Regions from separate parts of the Mus musculus genome. Here region 1 is linked to region 2. The links are chromatin loops, found by intact Hi-C in ENCODE. Cell type or tissue: heart. All regions are shown on one strand.

The links. Hi-C counts contacts between places; a loop is a spot of excess contacts. Peaks named below come from ENCODE experiments on the same cell type or tissue, not always from the same donor. Only the 100,000 strongest peaks of a DNase experiment are listed, where the experiment ranks them.
Region 1: a loop joins it to region 2, with 2.4 times the contacts of the local background. A loop is called at or near these places in 2 of 42 quality-filtered maps.

What each region holds. Positions count from the first base shown.
Region 1 is chr11:17,949,579-17,957,578 of GRCm38, reverse strand. Etaa1 (Ewing tumor-associated antigen 1) reads left to right here and starts at 3,704. Exons shown (of 6, transcript NM_026576.4): 1 at 3,704-4,016; 2 at 4,876-5,001; 3 at 5,251-5,327. The coding sequence starts at 3,785. Etaa1os (Ewing tumor-associated antigen 1, opposite strand) reads right to left here and starts at 3,609. Exons shown (of 3, transcript NR_131915.1): 1 at 3,494-3,609; 2 at 841-946. In heart, a CTCF peak has its summit at 3,719; a DNase peak (open chromatin) is centred at 3,648; H3K4me3 peaks cover 1,976 bases; H3K27ac peaks cover 1,294 bases.
Region 2 is chr11:17,456,239-17,464,238 of GRCm38, reverse strand. No RefSeq gene overlaps it. Among named protein-coding and RNA genes, the nearest start is that of Gm31268, 140 kb to the right of the region's middle. In heart, a CTCF peak has its summit at 4,148 (motif pointing left); no DNase peak of the experiment used is centred here; H3K4me3 peaks cover 524 bases; H3K27ac peaks cover 964 bases.

The DNA.
Region 1 (8,000 bases), 490 kb before region 2:
TCTAGCCAGAAACTGTGAGCTAAAATAAATTATCCTTCCCTTAAGATTCTTATGCAAGATATTTTGTTCTAGAGATGAACAAAGAACATATAACAAGAACTCATATCAGGACTAAGTGCTCTTTTGGAGACATTTTATATCTAAATCATAACAGGGCTCTAAGTTATAGATGGTTTTTTGGTTTGTTTTTTTTTGTTTGTTTGTTTGTTTGGTTGGTTGGTTGGTTGGTTGTTGCAACAGAATCCCTGACAAAGAGAAATTTAAAGGGATGCGAACATTTTGGCTCACAGTTCTAGGATACATCTGCCATGGCTTGGAATTCAGACAGTAGAAACTTGAGGTAGCTGAGGACAATGCTTGTGTTCAGCATACCTTCTCTTTTTAATGCAGTCCACAGCCTCAGCTCTTGTAATGGTGTTATCCACATCAACCTAATCCCTCACAGATGTGTCCGGATGCTAACCTAATCTAGATAATTCTCACAGAAATGCCCGGAGGTCTGTCCCTTTGGTGATTTTAGATCCTGCCAAGTTGATAATCAGTGTTAACCGGCACATCTTATAATTATCAGCTGTGTCCTGACTTTCATTTTCTTTAAATGTGCGTTGTTTCAGTTTTGTCAAGTTGACATAAAAAAGAATCTTAATTATGAAAATGACTTCATCAGACTGCCTGTGAATGAGTTTGGGGGGGGCATTGTTTTGATTACTGATTAATGTGGGATGGCCCAGATCATCATGGGTGATGCCTCCCATGGGCAGATAGATGGTCCTGTGTTGTATCTAAAAGCAGCTGAGCAACCCATGAGTAGAAAGCCAGGAAGCAGCATACAGCTCCTACCTCCAAGTTCTTGCCTTCACTTCCTTTGACAGACTGTGATGTTGAAGAACAAGATGAGACAAACTCTTCCCAAGCTGCTTTTGGTCATATCACAGCAATAGAAACCCTAAGGAGCAAAATGGTGCATTTTGATGGAAAGAAGTTATAAGTTATCAAATTAATGTGTCAGTGTTACGGGATATTTGATTACTGTACATAGAAAAACTTAATGGTTAGCAAAATATATAAACTTAAATAATGTCCGATTCAGTTATGTGTCCTGAAGAGTTGCAGCTTGGGTGGGCCTCTGTAGAAAAGAATGCCAAGGAATGGAAAGTTCCTGCCTATTTTAATGCCTTTTGCTGAGGAGAGTTATTGTGGTCTTTGCTGTATGGCCCCAGGTAAAGTCAGCTGGATAGCCTTGAGCTGCCCCACCAGGCAAGGTGAAATGATTTGGCAACCCAGTGACTTGGTTTGGAGCACCCACAGTGATACCGATGTGGTTTACCCTGCCAAGGGTGTAGAGGAGAAGCTAGAGACGTCCGTGGTAAGCAATCAGACCTTTGAGATCTAACTCTCTTTAGGCTTGGAGGAGCCTTGTGGAAGAAGCTCCTGGTAGTAAGGATTTTCTCTTTGGGCTTGCAGGATCAGGAGAGAAGCAGCTGGCAGGACACAGATAAAACAGTATTCTAGAAAAGAGAGGTAAGAAGCCCTCTTGGGTTTGGAAGACATCAAGAGAAAGGTAGATTAGCTTCATAGAATGATACAGATAGAACAGTATTTCTAAAGAGCTAGCAGTTTAGTTGTAGAATCAGGCTTGTACATAGATGTTTTGTAAATAGTTAAGAAAATAAAATTACATCGCTTAGTTAGCAGGTTTTACCTCAGTTTCTGCCTCTTGTGTCTTTATTGGCATAAATATATTTTTTCTGTCATGATGACAGTATACATAATTTTATAAAATAAAAACTATTTTACAATTAAAAATAGAACCAATTTGATTTGATTTAGGGATATGGATTGAGACAAAGTCACCTCATTTTTTTCCATGTGTGATTCATATCGATGTAAATTATATATAATCCATATATATAATACACATATAAATGTACTTTTTCAGTTATCATTTGTATTTTCTGAGATAAGATCACTCAATATAACCCAGGTGGCCTCAAACTCTCAATCCTCCTGCTTCTGCCCTCTGCATGCTGGGAGGATTGCACATATGAGCTACCATTCCATCTGGCTATACTGTTTATCTCCCATAGTCCTTCCTCATTATTTAAATGGCTTTTATTTGTATTATACAAAGCCTGTACTTAGGTGTAAGTCAGTGCTTCCACCTAAGCACTTTATCTGTCCCATCCATTTATTTGTCTGTCCCTTCACCGCTAGAACATTGTTGTAAGTCTTAACCACTCTCCTGACATTTGGGTGAGATTCAGCTTCATTATGCTTCAAGAGATCAAGAAATTTCTTGTCTCTTTTTCCTTTTTCATTCCATGTCTTAGAGTAAAGGTATCCTCCCTTTGCACAGGCATGTGCCTCCCGCTCTGAGACTAAGGGCATCAGCACTGACTATACACCAGTTTGGGAAGAATTGACTCTTTAACAGTAGTGAGTGACACAGACCACAAACACAGCATAGCCCTTTTTATTTTGGCCTTCAATTTATTTCTAAGGTGTTTTATAGTTCTCTCTGTAGAGTTGGCACTCTTTTGTTTTACTATTTATCGCAAATCATATTCTTTAAAAACTTAGAATTTGGTTTATTACTAATCTATTAAAGCACAATTAACCTCCGAGTTTCACTTTATTTGGGGCATGGAAGAAGGCACAACTACGCTGATGATTCTGTTCAGGACCTAGACCTGTGGTCCTAGCACTGACAAGCTTGAGACAGGAAGACCAGGAGTTCACAGCGAGACTGCATTAAATAAGGAGGCAGGGCACACATAAGACACTGTCTGAAAAACAAAAAGACAGACACACTTCATGATAAGGAAACTGGAGTGTTACAGATATAAAACCAAATAATCTTTATGGCTATCTTTAGTGCCCTAAGTAGCCATTAAGGACCCAGCTGTCAGGATTGGCATCCTGAAGGCTAGCAGGTAAAAACTTTGGAATGCACTGTTACCAGATCACTAACTTCCATCAACGAAAGGATGGGTCTCATAAATTATATCCTTACCTAAAGCCTATGGACGAATCATCTCCTGCTTTGCTGTAACCCACCTACTACCTGTTGTCCCCAACAAAGCGCCTGGCAAATGCTTTGTTTTTTGTTCTGTGACTGTTAAAGTCTGTGCGATTGCTTTTATATTGAAACATGTTTTTAGGCCAACCTGAATCAATGCTCCCTGGCCATGGAAATTATTACTTGATTCAAAATAAACACTATTTTATTCCTACTAAGATGACAGCTCTGTTTTGCATGTACAGTTTCCAGCGACTGTTAGTTTATTAAATTAATACGTTTTCCTACATTTTGGAGCTACGCACATAACAGAACATCTATGAACTATTGCGTTTATTACCTCCTAAACTATAGTCTTTATTTTCTCATATTATCGAATAACACACCATCATTTGAATCTTAGAAATAATCAATTAAATTTTAAATTCAATAAGAATCTGTCATTGTATATGAACTCTTTACTGTCTCACATACCAAGTTCCTGTCACAGATCCAGAAAAGGGTCCTGCAGTTCCTGCTAAGTTGGACGAGTCTGATGGTAGACCTCAGAAAACTCCTGTTTCCTCAGCCCTGGCCGCAGCCTTCTAACCCCGCCCCTCACACTGACGCAGCCAATCCGCACCATGCGTAGTAACCCGCCCCTAGACGGAGGCAGCCAATTAGAAGCAGCGTATTTTGCGCGCCCGACTTGCAAAGATGGCGCTGCACGGTGGCGCGCGGGCTCTCTGTCGAGCAGTTGCCCTGCTCCGCTGTAGCAAAATGTGAATGCAGCTGAAGGACGGTGGCACGGGAATGAGTCGGCGAAGGAAGCATGCGGACAGCCCTGCCCGGAGGAGCACGCCGCACAGGGCGGCTGCTAAGAACTGCCGCCCGGCGGCAGAGCCGTGGCTGCGGGAGTCCAGGGCGGCCTGCAGCTCCCAGCTCCGCCGGGCGGGAACGCGGTCTGCGCGGCGGGCGCAGCGGCAGGCAGCGGCTGACGGCGGGCGCAGTCCCCGGGGTGAGGAGAGGGCGGGGAGCGGAGCCTGGCGGTGCAGACCGGGCGGGAGGCCTGGGGCTGCAGAGCCGAGTCCGGTAAACCGGGCCTTTTCTGAACGTCTGGTTGTGGGCGGGGCCTGTGCCGTGGACTGTGTTCCGGAAACTGGGCACCTACGCTGGTTGTTGTTGTTTTCCTCGCTGTTTTGTTTTGCAAAAAGGGCCACCTCAGAAACCGTAGTGTGCTCCCGGAACTTGCTAGGTGTAACATCCGGTTAGCCCAGCAAACCGATGGCGCGTTCATTTCTGTAAACTTGGAGTTAAGAGATATCTATCCCAATAAGGACCAAACTCATAACCTCTATCCTAGGGTGTGTCCGTAAAATACAATGTCTGTTACCTTGCTTGTTTCTGCTATGAATAAAACGAGGCTGGGAAAGAAAAATAACATTGTAAACCTTCAAGTGATTCTAGACAGAGCTTCCCTAGAAACAAATCACTATTGGTTTTGGGGTGTATGGAGTAAAAAAAAAATTGGGTCGAGTTTACAGGAGGGGCCTTGTGAGAGTTTAGCTTGGCTTTCTGTTTGGATGCATTTCCTGTACATCTGCTGACGTCATGGAGGTACCTAAAGCCTGGTGATAGTAATTCAGTGATCAGATGGTATCATTCCTGGGCCTATGGAATTTTCAAAGAACACTTCCTAACTACAGTGCTAAACTTATGAAGTATTAAGATATTATTTTCATTGAAACATTTCTATTGTGGTTAAAGTAACTGTCTTTAGGAGACAAGCTTTGTATTGGACATGAAAATTAATTGTTTGACTTTAGCTTTTATGAAGTAACGTAACACTTAGAAGCAATGATTGTCATCTTATGCAGGAAAGGAGACGCCAGTACAAATCGTGAAAATGGATTTATTATCCTGTACCTTCAGTTCTCCAAATGATCCAGATGGACAAACTGATATCTTCTGGGATCAAAATTCTCCAATGACAAAGCAGTTAGGTAATCTGTTGTTATTTTTATGTGGGTAGGTGCTTGAAGAATTATTGTCGGTAAAATTTTAGTCTGGTAACATCATAATACAACGGTTTTGGGTTTTTTGTTTTGTTTTTTAGAACCTCATGTGTGATTTTTCTGTCTGATTCTAGGGTGGAGTCATTAAGTTGTACTGATTACAATTGTTTCCTAAAAAGTGACAACTGATTTTAGAATTCTTGGTCTAAAATTCATAGAAATGTCTTGTTTCTTTAGGTAAAGGAAGAAAAAAGCAGATTTCCAGTGCATACAGTGATGAGATTTCACATATTGTTAACCGTATTGCTCCTCAGGTAAGTATGGCAAATCTCATAGTTTATCAAACAGCAAAGATTGTATGTGGTGTACTTGCGTGGTTCTTTCATATGTAAAGTAACATGTTTATAGAGCAACCAAGGTTACATTTGGCTTTTCTGACTGCATGCCTTGAAAAAAGGAACAAACTGTAGAATGTGCAATATGGTCATATATCATAATCCATGGGAGATGGTTTCATGACCCCTTTGGATAACCAAATCTCCTGATTGTGAAGTTCTTTGCATAAAGTGGTGTGGTTTTGTATGGTACCCTGTGTGTGGCTGTCTCTCCTTTTCTTCATTTATTCTTTCATTCATGTGATAATGCTGAAACTCAAACTTGGGGACTCACTTTTACTGGGCCTGTGCTCTGCCACAAAGCTAGCCTCCATTCCTTCCCAATTGTTTAAGTCATCTCTAGGTTATTTATTCCTTAAATAATGTAGTTAGTTGCTATGGTGTACTGAAGTTTTTATTGTTTGTGCTTTATTGATTAGTGTCAGTCATAAGTGCCACAGTAGAGAGAGAAGCTCACCAAGGTGCTAAATCTTCATTTTCGAAAGAGCAGAGGGGTTCAGCTTTCTTGGGAAAGACTGACACCCAGCTAGCTCACTCCAGTTACTTTATTCAAACATTATGCAAGGTTAATTGGGGCTGGGAAAGGTTCCAGCTGCCTGTGGCAGACAGCCCACTCAGATCTCCATCCCTTTTGGCCACAGCCAGCCATAATCAAAAGTAAGAACTCAAGATGTGCCAGGAGTGTCTTAGGACCAAGGTTGGTGTAGCTGCCAGCAAGCTCACAATGAGCAGACTCACTAGCGAGACATTTCTTCCAGGTTTCAGCAGACTCAAAACAGTTTCTCAGCCTTTACTGATTGACCAAAACATGGCAGAGGCTTTGCTGAAGCGTTTCACTCTGAGCCAGACACAAGGGCTTTACTGTGCATATCTCTACCGTGCTTCTTCATTGTCCGTAGTAAAAAGTTTCCCTCTTGCAGTTTCTTTTCTTAGTATTCTTAACGACTTAGAAAATCATCCAGGAACACTGTAAAATCAGGGAGGTCGCTGGATTTAGATGTAGCCCTTATGAAGCCTCTTGTGCTGTGACACCTAGGGAGTCCGTTAAATGTTCCTAACCCAATCCACTCAACCATAAAGTAGAATTATTACCAGCTTTGCTTTCTTCAGTGGATTATTAGGATTAAGGTGCATAAAATCTTAATGCTAATGGTGATTTACTTATTTTAGGTTTTTTTTTTCTTTAGTTTTTGTGCCCCTTGAGTGAAGAAGTTTCAATCATTTATCACAAAAGAGTCCAGTAACTGATTCCTTTTATTAGTCCTGAGTTTCTTTTCTGTCTTTTTCTTACTTATTTTTTTTTACGTTTTAAAAAGTATGTGTGTATATGTATCTTTAAGTATACATTGTATGTACTTATGTATGTATGTGCTTGCCTGCCCACGCCCACAGCATGTGTGTGGGAGAGGTCACCTTGCCAGAGTCAGTTCTCTTCTTTGGCTTATGGTTGTCCTAGGGAATGAGCTCAGGTCACAAGACTTGATAGCATGCTGAGCCATTTTGCCAGCCCTCTTTTTCTTAATTAACAACACTTAAATTCAAAGAATATCTAAGTTTTGTTTACTGTTGTCTTTGAGGAAATTGTTGTATTTTCCCTTAATATGCCCTAGGATAGTGTATTATTGGCCTGTAGTAATGACCCACAGATCTCACTGGTTCAAAATGTGATTATGAGGAATCAACATATCCAAAAAGAGAAGATAGGTACAACTTGTCTCCGGCTATAGAAATCTAGACATATAATCAGTAGTCAGTACAGCTTTGTAGCTGGTATCTCTGCTTCCCATGTTGTCATGCCGTAGGATTCATTGTATTTACTCTTTATGGCTGAAGTACATATATGCTATATTATTACTGTGTGCTAACAATATGTCTTGAGCCGGGCGTGGTGGCGCACACCTTTAATCCCAGCACTTGGGAGGCAGAGGCAGGCGAATTTCTGAGTTCGAGGCCAGCCTGGTCTACAGAGTGAGTTCCAGGACTACACAGAGAAACCCTGTTTCAAAAAACCAAAACCAAAAACAAAAACAAAACAAAACAAAACAAAAAAACAATATGTCTTTATTAACTACATCAAAGCACAGTTAAGCATGTTTGGGCTGACTAGCCTGACATGAGTGATACAAAGTTGAGTGTCCTGTTGGCTCCATAACTAAATGGGCTGGAAAGAGCAGCTCACGTAAAGACAGCAGTGCTAGGATTATACAGTCAGTGTCTTCTGCTCGACATTCTTTTTGTATTTTTGAGACAGGGTTTCTCTGTGTAGCCCTGGCTGTCCTGGAACTCACTTTGTAGACCAGGCTGTCCTGGAACTCAGAAATCTGCCTGCCTCTGCCTCCCGAGTGCTGGGATTAAAGGTGAGCGCCACCACCACCTAGCTATTCTGCCGGACATTCTTTTTTTTTTTTTTTTTTTTTTTTTTTTTAAAGATTTATTTATTTATTATATGTAAGTACACTGTAGCTGTCTTCAGACGCACCAGAAGAGGGCATCAGATCTCTGTTACAGGTGGTTGTGAGCCACCATGTGGTTGCTGGGATTTGAACTTGGGACCTTTGGAAGAGCAGTCGGGTGCTCTTACCCCCTGAGCCA
Region 2 (8,000 bases):
TCTACATAAGAAATCATTCTACATGAAGGTCTTGGACCCCTTTTAACAACACATTTAATCCAAAGCTCAGACTCGGTTTTCCAGGGTGCAAAGCTGGAAAAGACTAGGTTAGAATCTTAAAGAGGTGGAAGAAGAACTTCATCTGAACAAGGAGGGAAAAAGAGAAGAATGCTCATGCTTGGGACCTTTAAGGATGGAGTCAACGAGTGACTATAGAAAAGTACAAAATAGTCAAATGCTGTCACCTCATTGCTTTCAGCTCAAGTCCAGAATTCTCAAGACAGTCAAGACTACCACATCTCTATTCAAAACCCATTTCTCATGTCTTTAAACTCCCTCTGCCCCACCCCAAAGCTATCTGACATGGTTGTTATGGTTATCTTAGTCCCATCTCTCTCCAGCATCCACAGGCCCATTCCTGTAGCCTTTCTCATTCTTCAAGACACAGTCCAAGCTTGTCTTTGGTGATAATATGGGATACCATGCCTGTGGGAGTAGTTCTGATGCTACTGTCCTATTCCCCAATTGGTTCTTGATCTGTCAGTAAGGAAGCCATGGTCTAATTGCTGGGTGGAAGGGATAGGCAGGACTTCCAGGTCCCTGAAGGCAAGCAGATGGATTCAAGGAGGGAAGGGGAGAGTTCACCATGCTTCTGACGTAGAAAAGTTGACCAGTCATGTGAGAGCTCGAAATGGAGTGGTCTCACAGGATCCTCCTACAGGCTGGTGGTCAGGGGTATTTAGCTGGGACTAGATGTAACTGAGCAACTAAAGTTTAGGGCAGGTGGGAGGTGCAGAGCTAAGAGTATTAATAAGGGCACACTAGCTGCACAAGTTTAATAATGCCCTGCAATTGTGCCAAGAGAGGTTGAAAATGAACAACATGTGTGTCTGTGTCTTTTATCTCTGTGGAGTCAAGGGAAGCTGGGTGGGAACTAGTAACGTGCAGCCCTTTCCCGGAGCTTAGGAAGGGGTAGCTAAAACTACACATGCCAACCAATCATGTTCTTCTTGAGGACAGTACTTGGCTGTATTTGGTCATTTCTGTAGAAGCCACATTGCATAGGAAATGCCTCATAGGCATATCCTTCATCCCACTGATGATACCGCACATTGCCTAAAGTCGAGCATTTTATATTTAGCCTGCTGGCCACTTGGTTCACTGGCCCACACTGGCTGTGCAAACTGCCTATGACATCAGATCAAGAATTTATTGAGCAGCAGTGTGTCTGCTCTGAGCTGTGATCATCATGTCCAGCTTGGGTCCAGACATTTTCTGGGCAGTTGACACAGTTTAATTAAATGAATGGACAAACCCTGGCAAGTAAGAAAAAAAAAAAAAGAAGAAGAAGAAGAGTGACTGCCTGAGGTCATATGCTAGGAAATATGTCAATCCACAGATAAACTCCAGTAGACAGCAAACAGGGAAATAGAGAGGCTCATTTTAAATGATTTGATAGCTTTGCCTAATACTCCTTATTGTATAATCAGTCACAGAGAGATACTCCATTCCCACCCCCACTTCATCACGCCCCCCCACACACACACAGAGAGAGAGAGAGACAGAGAGACAGAGATAGAGAGAGACAGAGAGAGACAGAGAGAGATGAGAGAGAGACAGAGACCAAGAGAGAAAAGGAATGATGGGGTCAGGGGCGTGTCACTCCATTGACACAGACAGATCTGTCTAGTTTCTGAAGCATCAGCATTTCAGCATCTCCCAGCATGTGTAAAGCTATGAGAGAGTGACACTTGAGAACATGTAACCAGACAGACTTAATCACTGGAAGCAAGAACTAGAAAATCCTCAGAAATGAAGGAAGCAATTTTTCTCCCATCTCCATTTTGCTTTCTATGTGGAGGTCCTGCCTTCTCTTTCTCCTGTCATCTTCTCACTCCTCCAACACACCGCTCAATCTCAGTCCCGTTGGATGTGGCAGGAGTGAGGGAGTCGCATGACCAAGCACAGGGGTTAATTCATAGGTTTCGGTAATCTGTTGGCCTGGGCAGATTTCTCAAAGTGTGTCTACCACATTAGCACAAATGATTGCAAGGTTCAGAAATGAATATAAATTACGCATTAGCCCACAAGTAAGTACATCTTATACAAGACAAAACCATAGCAATTAGCAATGTGCTACAAAATGAAACACTCTTGTCTGTAATAATAAAAATAGGTTGAATTTGGCATACTCTCCTAAGGTCTCAGAGAGACAGTATCCGAGAACCACTTTTACACATAGATGAAATGCTTATGTGAAGGTGTTTAAAGAAGGACATGTGAGTGGTGGGATTGTTCTAGACAGACAGAAAGGGCAAAGAGGAAGTGAAAGCTAAGAAGACTACACTGTAGTGAGTGGTTGCAGTTAGAAAAGCAGTTTGTTTTCAAGTCCTTCTGGGAAACCATATGATATTGTGTGTTAAAAATCCCTAAGTATTAATAACTTTGTGGTTATCCCAATTAATATTTCTCCAAGAAAGAAATTGTGCTGTGAAAGCAATCATAAGCATCCCATGTTGCCTGAAAGAAAAAGGCAGACATGTGAATTATAGTACATCTACTTGGAAAGTTGTACATCCGTGGAAACAATGTTATAATATTGGTTATGTTATTATAACATTGTAATAATATTAGTTGTATATTATACATAGTTATAATAATGAAAAATGATTATTATAAATATTAGATGGTAGTCTGAGGAAATGCACATGAAAAAAATCCAAGCCTTCCAAAAGTAAGTTATAAAATTATGCATGTGCTATAACCAAAGTCATATTATACATATATTATAGTCAAGCTTTTGTTTCTGAAAGTTGCAAATGATGATTCCGTACAGCTGAGGATACCTGTATGAAAGAATCTCTACAGACTTCCTACGATGCGCAGTAGTATTTAATTTTTTGTTTTCATTTACATGCAACTGTTGTTTCAGCTCTTCAGCTTTCAGTCTTTCCCTAGAATGTGTCTTTTACGGGAGAAACGCAGCTTCCAGTAAGAGGCTGAAATTCCCGCCTTCCGGGAAAACCCGCAGAAACCCAAGCTCCCGGCGCTCAGTGGTGCTTCCTGGTTTCCACCCTCTGCCTCTAAGGCCATTGTGCTTGAAACTTGTTGGAGTGAAAGGAATTCCCGGAAGCCCCAAGTCAACGAAGAAAGAAGCCAGATCGCAGTAGCAGATGGTTCATCTTACAGCTTTCATTTATTTTCTTTACGTGCCAGGAGGGGGTTACATTATCGACTGGGAGGGTGACCACACCTCTCTTCTTTAGAAAATGCCTGCTTGGCACCGTGGCATTCACCCAAGAAAAGTGTCACATTCTTTTGTCCCAGAGGTCCAGAGAAAGCTCTATCAGGCGGTTTTTGTTTTTGTTGTTGGTTTAAAAAAAAAAAAAAAAAAAAAAAAAACAGTATAATTACCATAAAGAAACCCTTCTGTCTCAAAAACACAAGCTTCCCATACATGGTAAGATGAACTAGACGTTATTTCTCTGCACAGCAAAAAAAAAAAAAAAAAAAAAAAAACCTTTTGGCCCACCCTACAAGCCATTTATGGGTTTGATTAAGGCCCACGGGTGTCTCTAACTTATTTATTTAGGAAACACTGTTATTGTCTTAATGTAAACCCAGTTCAGGATCAGTTGACAGTTGGAAAGCTGCGGCAGAGGGTTTTCAAAGGCGCCTCCTTGGAAAGGGGCTCTCCATTCAGCTCCAGTTTCTGAGTCGTACTGCCAGCTCTGCTCAGAAAATAAACAAATGTTTGTTTTACAACATGGCAAAGGGGGCTCCCATTCATCGTGGGCCAGATATGAAAACAAACTTCCACGTATAAGGGCTTTTGATACACATGACTTACTTGGATGACAAGAGGCTCACTGGGGAGTGCTTAAAGCTTATTAATATTGCACAAAAGACTTTTGTTTATCATTTCCCTGGACTGCCTGGGAATCACAGATTCAAGCCGCCACCCGGCTGGTGTCCTAGCATTTTAGCTGCCTTTAACGTGTGCAGATTGTGAAAGTACTGCTGGTTTGGAGCCAAACACAAACTCTCCACCAAGCCAGGTGAAAGAACTCAGAACTGCAGGGTTCTAAGAACCAAGGTTGGGATTGAAATTAAAGAGAGAGCAGAGGGGAGAGAGCTCCCTCTACAGGTAAAAAACTAGATGCCTTGCATCTACCTGCTTGGAAACCAGTAACTTCCAGAAAATTTGGAATCCATGGCCTGTCTAAAGAGACATTTCACCTCCTATTTAAACAGTCTACGCCTACAAGCTCTACTCTTCAGACAATGATCATAATGAAAAATCCTCTCTTGAGGCATCTGTTTACTAGGAAGGTGTGCAATGAGGTATAACCGATGTCATCTCCACCTCCCCTGTAATCTAGTAACCACAAGCTACTTGTGGCTGTGCTTAAATAATGCTGGATCGATGGATACAAAAGCAAAGAGTTTAAGGGGAGGATTGTGCTGTGAAGGGTGCAAATTAGCTTTTTTTATACCTATTACATACTTAGAAGATATTTGTAATAATTGGATTAAATTTAAAAATAATTAAATCAATTTCACCTGTAGTTTTTTCCCCCATGTTTTTAATATGACTACCAAAAAATAAAATTACTTATTCATCATCTATTTCTATAAGTGTTGGCCTAGATAATTAGGGTATAGTATCATATCAGAGCTAAAGCCTGTGGGATCTTTGATTTGTGCTAGTTTAGTTGATTCCTTTTTTCTGGTGCTGGGGTTATAACCCCGAGTCAGGAAAGTGTTCAACCACTGAGCCACAGCCACAGCCACAGCCACAGCCACAGCTCACTCACATTCTCTTGCCTTAAACATGCCCTTTCCACCCACAAACTGAATTTCTGAAAGCTAAAAGGATTTTTTAAAAAGTTTTAATGCAAACATCTCTATTTAAAGTCTTATCAAAACATGAGCAAACTTGCAGTCTGTGTGTGCTGAGAAGTGTCATAAGAAAGGGCATATTTTCTCTCTATAGTTCCGATTCTCGCGGCCATGCCCTTTGCTTTTTAATTGCAAGTTACTCCAAGAGAAAGAAATTCCTTCTACTAGAATAGACTTGAAGAATTGCTTTCAGGTCACTAGACAGTAGATATTTGCTTCCTCCCTTTTTTAGCTGGCAGCCTTACCCACCTACCTAGTCAGTCTCCTTTGTGAGTGATCATTAAGATTTGTGAGATAAGCAGGATTATACGAGAAATATGTGCCTTTAGGGTTAGCCTACCTAACTCTCCACTATTAAGACCAATAGGCAACATAGCCACCTTAATTATTCCTTCGAAGAATTCTTAAAATTGTTAGTCTCCTGCTACTTCTCTTCGCTCTCCTCCTGCTCTCCTGCTTTTCACCCCTCTTCCTCCTCCACCCCCTCCTTCCTTTGCATTAGTTATGTGCCTTTTCATCTGCTAGGTAAAGAAAGAAATCTCTTTAGAATGTTTTCTATATAGATGGTATTTCATCTATTCTTTAAAACACACAAAACTTTTATAACAAAAAAAAAATAAAACAAGCAAAAAAAAAACTGTGACTACATTTGTTTATTTCCCAAAATTTATGTGTTGCATCTTAAGTGCCCATGTGAGCTGTCCTTATTTCTGGTATGAAGAGAGAAATTAGTAAAGCAGACAACAAATTTGCTCATATACAAAAGCTACATAAGCAATGAACTTCAAATGAGTAGTCTGTTTTGTGCTCCTAGAATCTTACCAACTAGTGCATTCTTTCCTGAAAGGCAATGCCAATCATTGGCAAAGGGCATGAAATAATGATATTAGGGCGAGAATTGCCCTCCACCCTACTTTATGAAGACAACCTAATGGTACCAGGAACTACCTTGGTAAACATGTTCAGATTCACCCTTCCAATGCTGCACCCACAGACCTACCCGTAAGCAGATTAGCAACATCTCTATTCAGCTTCCCTTGGCACACTGCCTCAAGTTAATGCTATTTATTTCACTTTACAAAATGTACAAAATATCTCTGAATGACACTGAAGACACAGCAAGGTAGTGATGATGCGATTATTTCTGAAACATCTCCTGTAATTTAGTCTTAAATTTTTATCAAAAGGTTACACAGTTCCATATACTACACTGATGAAGAACACAGGCAGCGTGAGCCAAGAACGTGGTTCATGTCTTTTGAACCTCTTTCATCACAGGAATCAACCAAAGGGACTTGAGATGAGCAAAGCAGATTGCAGCCACCATTTTGATATTACAGATGAAACCGCTGGTGTAAACTCCAATGAATAAGCGCTTTAGTTATAAACTGGAATGAACGTGGGCTTCTACTGAATAGCTACATAGAGCAAAAACTGAACCAATAATGAAGCCCCTCATCCTTTTGCCAAAGAAAGTAAAGAGGGGCTGCAGTTCCACCAATTGAGCCGTGTGTCTGGGCTGCAGTGCTCAGAGGCCACTATCGCAGGACAGGATATTCACTGAAGGTATTCACTGGATGCTTTTCCATCTGACCTTATTATTCTGGTATGGCTGCCAGCACCTTATAATCCCAGCACTGTATTCACCAGCAATTCTGCTGCTCATTAGCAGAAGCTGAGTCCAACTTCACTCTTGTAGGGGCTTGTGAATCAGCACGGACCAGCAGACAGTATTTCCAGGATCTAGCTGCAAAGAAACAAGGGCGGTACTCACGGGGTGGAAGGTATTTGTAGCAGTTAAAGTCTGCATTCATGTGCTGTGAGTAGAAACTGGAGAAAACAGTGGCTAATGCATCCGCTTCATTTTCCTGTGATGACGGCCAGAGGAAAGGAGCCGAGGATTCTACAGCAGTACCGTAGAACGATGCTTCCTCTATCTTTATGCTATATTACATTCTATCTTCTAGGTCACTCTGTGATCTGAGGTGTGGTCAGGCAAGGGCAGAGGGCTCTACACTCACCATTTCTAGGGGAGAAGTCAGGAAGAACAGAAGGAGGAAGGTACTTAATCCGAAAAGATAGAACAGAGGTCCCTTTCCTGGAACCACTTCTGGGAATCTCCCTTACCAATTCTTAATATAATTTGCTAACTTATACTTACAAGAGGAACAGAAGACATTGTTTCTGGACTAAAAATCACCTTATGTTGCAAAAGAATAAAGGAGCATAAAATAAATATTATATTTGTAACTACCTGATATTCAAGTTGCAGCTGAAGCAAAGACAAGATGCGTTCCATCTTGGCTTGCTCATTTCAGCTCTTACTGCCTGGTTAATGATAAGAACCTTAACACTCAGCCATAGCATAGCTCTCTCTTAGATCCAAAAAGCTCATTTCTTAAGATTAATTGCAACTTGAACTGCATAAAATTCCTCAATATTGAGGGCTTTGCTCTTGGATCCATCACAGTCAACATTCCAGTTATAAACTTGATTTTAAAAAAATTAGTCCCATCATTGAGTAAAGACTCAAGTGCCCATTGTCCTTAGTGTGGCTATGGAATAAACAATGCACATGTTCTCATGAACAAATGCAAAAGGCCATAAGGGTGGCTCAACAGCTATCTGAGCATGCAAACTGATCATCACAGTTACCTGGACATTTGGCATGGAAGTGAAGCTTTCTTACAGAGGACTGAGGCACACAGCGGTAGCTGAGTGTCATTATAATGAGTATCTGGATTGTAACAAAGCTCCTGGATGATTACAGGAAGATAACAATGATCCAAATGATCAACTGCCTTCAACAGAGTGGGATAGCTCCTACTCCTAGTGACTCTTCTGATTTCGACCATTCTTTACTGTTTGTAAGCAAGTCTTTGTCTCATTTATGTCCCATACCTCATAAGAAGGGCAGAGGAATCATTATTTTTAAACAGATAGGACTCAAGCTCAAAACAAAACAAGTGTTCTACTCTGTTTATCACAATTGTAGAGAGCTGTACTCCTACCTTCACCTCCAAGAAGGGACACTGAATTATGTTCTTCTTGTAGAATTTTTACATTCAAAACTCCTTTTCCTCAACAAACTCATGTGT